Linked DNA regions of Homo sapiens: region 1 is linked to region 2. The links are chromatin contacts, found by Hi-C in ENCODE. All regions are on one chromosome and are shown on one strand. The core of a region is the stretch at or near the end of the contact, and the rest is flanking DNA. Distances in the headings are between cores, read along the strand shown. Region 1 overlaps BZW2 (basic leucine zipper and W2 domains 2). Region 2 overlaps ANKMY2 (ankyrin repeat and MYND domain containing 2).

Region 1 (3,548 bases), core at 760-3,259, 85 kb before region 2:
TATGTTGACTTTCTGTGTGCAAAATGGCTAATAGCAAAAATAAGATGTGTGTTGTATTGTGAATTTTCTTCAGGGAAATACTTTAAAATGTCATAATACTAATAACATCTAACAATTACAGAGTCTGAATTGTCATAAATCTGAGTGATTTTAAGCTAAAAACTAGGAAGAGTCTCTGAATAAGACCAATTGACTCTCAATTTACTATTCTTTCCTTAGCTACAAGAAAACTATGACTCCTTTCTTTCACTATAGGCATGAATGAAGCTAGGACTTCATATATGTAGGAGGAAAACTTTAAGTTCTCAGAAGAAACAGATGTTCTCACAAAAGCTCTTTTAATTTATTTTTAAGGAAAAATAACTGTTTTGTGTTGCATTGTAATTTGACTATCATTATCCTCCTACAAGTAAACAGCCGACTTTTATTTTATTCTATAACCAAACCATGGTATGCATGCCTATCCAACCCTTAATGCCTTAAAATTAAAACAAGACTCCTTCTAATGCAGCAGACTTAAAATTGTTTTCTAAAACTGAGACAATGAGTATCTTAAAAAGTGCAATCAAAATGAATATCTGAGCATCAGTTTCTCTAGACCTTGAGAGGGGAACAGTTTTTGTTCTTATAATAGGGGTGAAAGTTAAAGGCTGCCATTTTGTGTCGAAGGGCAAAAAGATTACCAGATCGATTTCGGGGTATTTGACCTAGGCATCAAGTCTTCCATGAGATTTTAATTTGCTATTAGTCTTTCTTAATATGTCTTTGTACAGGTGTGCATATTTTTTCCTTCAAACTTCCTACAATTAACAAGTCCACTCCTTTTATTATTTGAAAGGCAATATACACCCATACAAAGATATTCTCTTAAATGAAGAATGAGTAATAGAGGACACCAAAAAGAGCCACTGGCATTTTTCTAACTATCTGTGACTTTATTTTTCTTTTGTTGTCTGACAGGCGAGAAAACAGGAGCCTCGTTACCTTCTTTGACTAAGCTGTCGGTGAAGAGACTGGTGAGGATGGTGGCGGGCAGGGTGCCATTGCCCAGCAGAATCCCCGACAGCATCGCCAACTTTGTCTGCTCTGTTTCGGAAAAGGCTTTAAGGAAGAGGAGAAGCTGTGGGTCAAAAAAAAAAAAAAAAAAAGAAAAAGAAAAAGAAAAAAAAAGGAACCATGTCTATGAAGCAAAGGACTGAAGTGGGAAGATAAACTGTGAACATCCATGGCTACGTGGCACACAAACAGAAGGTCATATGCAAAGCATAGTAATTCATTTCATGATAAACTGGATGCTGTGGAAAGTGACTTGAGCAGGCAGAGTTCCTTTCTTCTCAGTTAATTTACTCACAGCTGTAGATAACATTCATGGAAAGGAAAAGAGATATTTGGATGATATGTAAACAGATGGATTTATGTTTGACTATGTGCATGCAAGAGAGTTAAGTATACATGATGGACATGTTTTCTGAAATGTATTGTTTTTCAAGTTTTTCCACTTCCTTGGGCGACTACCTCTTCCCCTGCTACATGTACCCATTTTCTCTGAATAGAATTTGTACGGCAAAAACATAGAAACAAAAAAAAGCCCCACACAAACAAAAAAAAAAAACAGGAAAGAGTCGAAGTTAAGCTTTTGACATTTAATATATACTTTTCTGAGCTCACGGAATACAACAGTCTTCAAAACAAGACTGTTGAGGGAGAAAGGGGTTTTCTAGGTTCTTGATGTTTTTTTGGTAAACTTTTAGATTCTCTTGCCCCAGAGGCAGGGAACTAAAAAAGTAGCAACCCTAGAAAATTTGAATGTAAGCTCAAAGCAAATAAAACGAAAAACCCACTTCCTGTATTAAATTCTAAGAGTAGTCAGCCCTGTGGGATGCCCTTCTCTCTCCTGACTCTCCTCTGCTTTGTGCTTTGACTACATTCTACTGTTACTTTCTCCATTTCAGCAGTTATTAGGCTTGCCATGGAAATTCCTCAGGGGCCACTATCACCACAGGGGCCTTGCTGATTTTCCATTATTTTGCGCCAATGCAAAATTCACTGGCATTGATAGAGACTTAAGTGTCTCCACCCTGATGACATGATTATTCCACTAACTGTGTAGGGGATAAGAAAATATTAACTTACTATTCCCCAAGAATTGAAGGATTATTATATTATAGACTATTTACATTATGTGAAAGTGGCAGAACTGGAAACAAACCAGTCCATTTGCCTCTCAATTTATACCTATTAAATTCTCAACAAATTAAAAAGAAGTTAACATCTAAGTAAGTGCCAGGGAGTGAGGGAATGAGGGATTGAAAGGCTTAAGTTCCAAGGAGCATCAGAAATGGGGAAGAATGAAAGAACTAACATAAATATAGACAGTTCATGTCAATTTGTCCTTTTCCTCCATTATAAAAATAAATAACATTTAAACGAGAATAATAAAAATTAGCCTCTAAAATAAAATTTTAACACCACTTCTTTAAGCTCACACATATAACCATATTCATTTAAAATATACTTAATCACATAGAAATGGTACAAAAATTAGATCATCATAAAAATAATAACCACATTGCTCAATTATATTAATCAACATTAAAACATAATTACATGTATACACACATATTGTTTTTTACTGCATTATATGCTAATGATAGCTAAAACTTGTTGAGTGGACCAGACACTCTTCTGATCCCTTTATGTGTATTAATACCTACAACAGTCTCCATCTCCAATTACAGAAAAGAACACTAAGGTACAAAGATATTAAGTAATTTGCCCCAGGTCAAACTACTACCAAATGGTTGCTTTGCACCTCGCATTTCCACTTAATTTGTCATGGGCATTTTCCCTTATTAATACATGTAGTTATGCCTACAAGTATAAAAGACTGCATAGTATTCCACTGTATAGATAGATTGTAATTTAATTAAACAGTCTTCATCTCCCACCAATGAACATTTAGGCTATTTTTCAATACTGTGGTGACATCTTCATACATATAGCTTTATATATCCATGCTAATGGATTCTTATAAATTCATGACGGCTGGGTCATGGGTCATGTAAGAAACATTTCTTTTAATGACTATTGCCAAATTGCTCTTCAATATTATACACAGAACCACTTTGAACTGGGTGGGGTGGGGTGCAGTTAGGTGGGGAGGAGCGGGGAGAGTAAGTAAGTAGGGAAGAAGTAAGTATATGTTATGGTTACTTTTTTCACTTGGTTTTTTACTTTAGATAGTTATCTAAAATTGGAAGCAATGACAAAGTAACAAACAAATCTGAAACAAGTAAAGGTAGTGGGTGCCATATATAAATACAGGAGTTACAAATTGGAAGAGGGAACATGCAATTACTCAAAAGAGGACATCTTTAAGGAGATGCTACTGTGGATTTCACTGATGAGAAAGAGTATTGAGAATTACACCTATATACTCTATCTCCAAAGAGGTGCTTTTATTCCCTTTGCTAAACTGCATACAATTAAAGAATTTTGCTGAACATTAGCTGCTGTGCTACATTCTTCCATAGGCTTTAACTACTTAA
Region 2 (3,370 bases), core at 708-3,207:
AAATTACAGAGTATATTTATAAATCATTCATTAAATTGCAGATCTAATATACAGATCAAATTTCTACAAGTGTCATAGCAGTGAATTTTGTATTTTTTTTTCTCCATCCCTCTTGAGGTTTTGTGACCCATTTTCATCAGAAATAGTGAGTTGCTTCAGCAGTGATTATCAGATTGGAGAGGAGAACTGCCCCCACCCTCATGCCTCATTCCAGAGAATGTATCATATGTTCTGGGGGAGTGCATGTAATTTGAAAAAGATGCCTCGGTTATTCTGATACCAGGCATTTCTGCCTCCATCTCTCAAGGAACCATATCCGCTTTACTACTGGGTTGAGATATACTCTCAGTGGAATTAAATGGTTTGTACACAATTAAACCATTTATCCTTAAGAGAATAGTCAGGCTTTCTGACTGCCATGCCTTCTCTTGTTTTCTTGACCAAACTTTTTTATTCTATGTGCTAAGGACAGAAAGTAACAAATGTTCATTACTAACACACTATTGAGGGAGAATAAGATTGTCAGTAGAATGGGCACTCCCAGTTGTTAAGCATCATTCATGCACCAAACACTGCTCTAAATGTTACAGACAACTTTATTCTTCACCAATGTAGGATAGCCTTTATTACCTGCATATTATAGACAAGGGAAACAACTTCATGCAGGCAATTACCTCTCCAAGGACATCAAATAAATTCACAGAAAAGCTGTATTCAAATACAGGCTTTGTCAAATCCCAAGCAACAATCTTGATTTAGAGATGGCTTTGGAGCCAGCGGCCTGAGTTCAAATGCTGGTTCTGCTGTTTCACTAGCCAGGAAACTTGCAGCAAGCTACCAAACCTCTCTCTTCTCAGTTTTCTCATTTGTAAAATAACGTTAGCGATGACAGTAGAGATACTAATATACCTCATGTAGTTGATAGGAAGATTAAATAATACATGTAAAGCATTGAGAAGAGTGTCTGACACATGGTAGGAACAAAATAACTTCTTCTTTTTTTAATCAGACGGCAAACTTGATGTCAATTCTAACTGTGTTAATGAAGAGCAACCAGAGGCTGAAGTAGGTATCTCTCAAAAGGATTCCAATCCTGAAGATTCCGGGGAAGGAAAGAAAGAATCTCTTGAAAGCGAAGCTGAGTTGGAAGGCTTACAGGATGCTCCTGCAGGGCCACAGGTGTCTGAGGAGTAAAAGCCAGAGCAAGTGCCAGTGTGGATGATCCTCACCCTGCAAGAAGCTGGAAAACTCCTAGGAATGCATTGTCCTCACCTTGTTATACCTGCGTGGCACCATGGCAGGATTCCACATTTCATAGAATACAGGTTTTCAAGCAAACCCCTGTTGACCATGCCCTAATTTCCTATTGATTTCTGTTCTATAATTGAATGGATATTCCTATGGAAAATTTTTTGTTTCAAAATACAGGAAAAACATTCCTATTACCTTTCTGAGGCTGGCTTTCCAGCAATTGTTTCAAAGGAAAATAGATCCCCTTAAAGAAAAAATACAGGCTTTAGGGAACAAAGGGACAAGCAGAACAGGTGTGGAAGAGAGATTTTCAGGAAGGGAAAAATTTATAGCTACAGAGGGTAGTTAGAAAAATCATAACTTATATGTGAATAAAATACATATAAGCAGCATTTACGGTAGTGGCATTCTACTTATTAAGATGCAATGAAATGAAGAAAGGCTTTATGTTCAAGGACCTTTGCCATAGTTCAGCTAATTGTAGTTTTATATAGAAATGATCCTGAACACTCTGAACTTGACGTAGTCCTGCGGTGATATTCTATCTGCAGTATTTGTACCTCCAGAATGGCAGATCCCTCAGCAGGAACAAAGGCATATTGACGGTTCTCTCAGCGTATGCATTAAAAAAGGTACTTCCTGAAACTTTTGATTCAATAATGACTAAACATACTATGTACACAATTACTGTAAGGCTAATTCACGTGCCATACTCCACCTGAAAGCCTGAGTTATCTTGCTATAAGCTTTTCATGGAGCACTTCCTTTCCAGAAACTGATTTGTAACTCATTTAGAGAATGTCCTGGCGTCGGTTTTTAGCATATGTGGTATTTAAACAGAGCTAGAATGTGATGTCTGAAGATAATGCTGCATTTCTGGGTTTCTTGTGTGGATTTTAAAATAAATTGTGCCTACAAATATAAACAACTCATCTTGTTTTATAATTTGCTGGGGAGTGGCAAATATTAGAGAAGTATTAGAGAACTTAAAAAATAATAGGGAACTTGACAAATATTGGAGAACAGCAAAGTAATAATTATTTTAATATGTACAATTGCAGAACAAAATGACTAGAATTCTCACCTCACTTTGCTGATCAAATTCTATCTTGTGGATTTTGTTTGTTTGTTGGTTTGTTTTTGTTTTGAAATGGAGTTTGGCTCTTGTCGCCCACACGGGAGTGAAATGGCACTATCTCAAGCTCACTGTGACCTCCGCCTCTCAGGTTCAAGTGACTCTCCTGCCTCAGCCTCCTGAGTAGCTGGGATTACAGGTGCCCGCCAACACGCCCAGTTAATTTTTGTACTTTTTTTTGTTTGTTTTGAGACAGAGTCTCACTCTGTTGTCCAGACTGGAGTGCGGTGGTGCAATCTCGGCTCACTGCAAGCTCTGCCTCCCCAGTTCACGCCAGCTAATTTTTTGCATTTTTAGTAGAGACGGGGTTTCATCATGTGAGCCAGGATGGTCTCAATCTCCTGACGTCGTGATCCACCCACTTCGGCCTCCCAAAGTGCTGGGATTACAGGCATAAGCCACTGCGCCCGGCCATTTTCGTGTTTTTAGTAGAGATGGGGTTTCACCATATTGGCCAGGCTAGTCTCACACTCCTGACCTTAGGTGATCCACCTGCCTCGGCTTCCCAAAACACTGGGATTACAGGCGTGAGCCACTGTGCCCGGCCTATCTTGTGGATTTTTATCTTCCTGACACTCCATTATTTTTTTCCTAGCCCAAACATATACCCTATACCACACACACCCTATACCATGCTGGCTCTAGGATGACTTTGAGTAAATTCAATGTTGAGGGTTAACTGGTTAGGAATTCAGCAAGCGAATTTAGACTGAATTTGTTAATCATGACAAGCCTCCCTCCGAAAAAAATAAAATCATTCATCCAAGTACTTCATCTATACACACACTGATGAACATTTATCTTTAGGTAGTAAAGGAGCCCTCCCAGCCCTCGCTCTCCCACTGACATGCTTTTTACCTGAGTTCCCGGATTTTAGTGATTTTTTATAATGTTTGTGTTACCATCAATTCTCCTTTTCTTCACCCCACTCTGTCACATGCTGTGGAGGACTCTGGCAAGAGGGCACGGCCCCTGTCTTTGCAT

What was found. A loop is a pair of places that touch in the nucleus more often than their neighbours do. Pooled maps may share reads with other maps.
Region 1: a map of MCF 10A shows a loop between it and region 2 (4-fold over the local background). The contact joins two enhancer-like sites. A Hi-C loop is called at or near these places in 8 of 168 maps with a recorded cell type or tissue (A673, Caco-2, Calu3 and 5 more) and 4 of 50 pooled maps.

What each region holds. Positions count from the first base shown.
Region 1 is chr7:16,683,477-16,687,024 of GRCh38, reverse strand. It overlaps BZW2 (basic leucine zipper and W2 domains 2), which reads right to left. Exons shown (of 12, transcript NM_014038.3): 6 at 985-1,120. Among named protein-coding and RNA genes, the nearest start is that of BZW2, 39 kb to the right of the region's middle. Within about 2 kb of position 2,009, at least 2 of the 41 ENCODE cell types and tissues checked have a DNase peak (open chromatin) inside an H3K27ac peak, as active enhancers do.
Region 2 is chr7:16,598,585-16,601,954 of GRCh38, reverse strand. It overlaps ANKMY2 (ankyrin repeat and MYND domain containing 2), which reads left to right. Exons shown (of 10, transcript NM_020319.3): 10 at 1,010-2,176. The coding sequence ends at 1,194. Among named protein-coding and RNA genes, the nearest start is that of ANKMY2, 45 kb to the left of the region's middle. Within about 2 kb of position 1,957, at least 2 of the 41 ENCODE cell types and tissues checked have a DNase peak (open chromatin) inside an H3K27ac peak, as active enhancers do.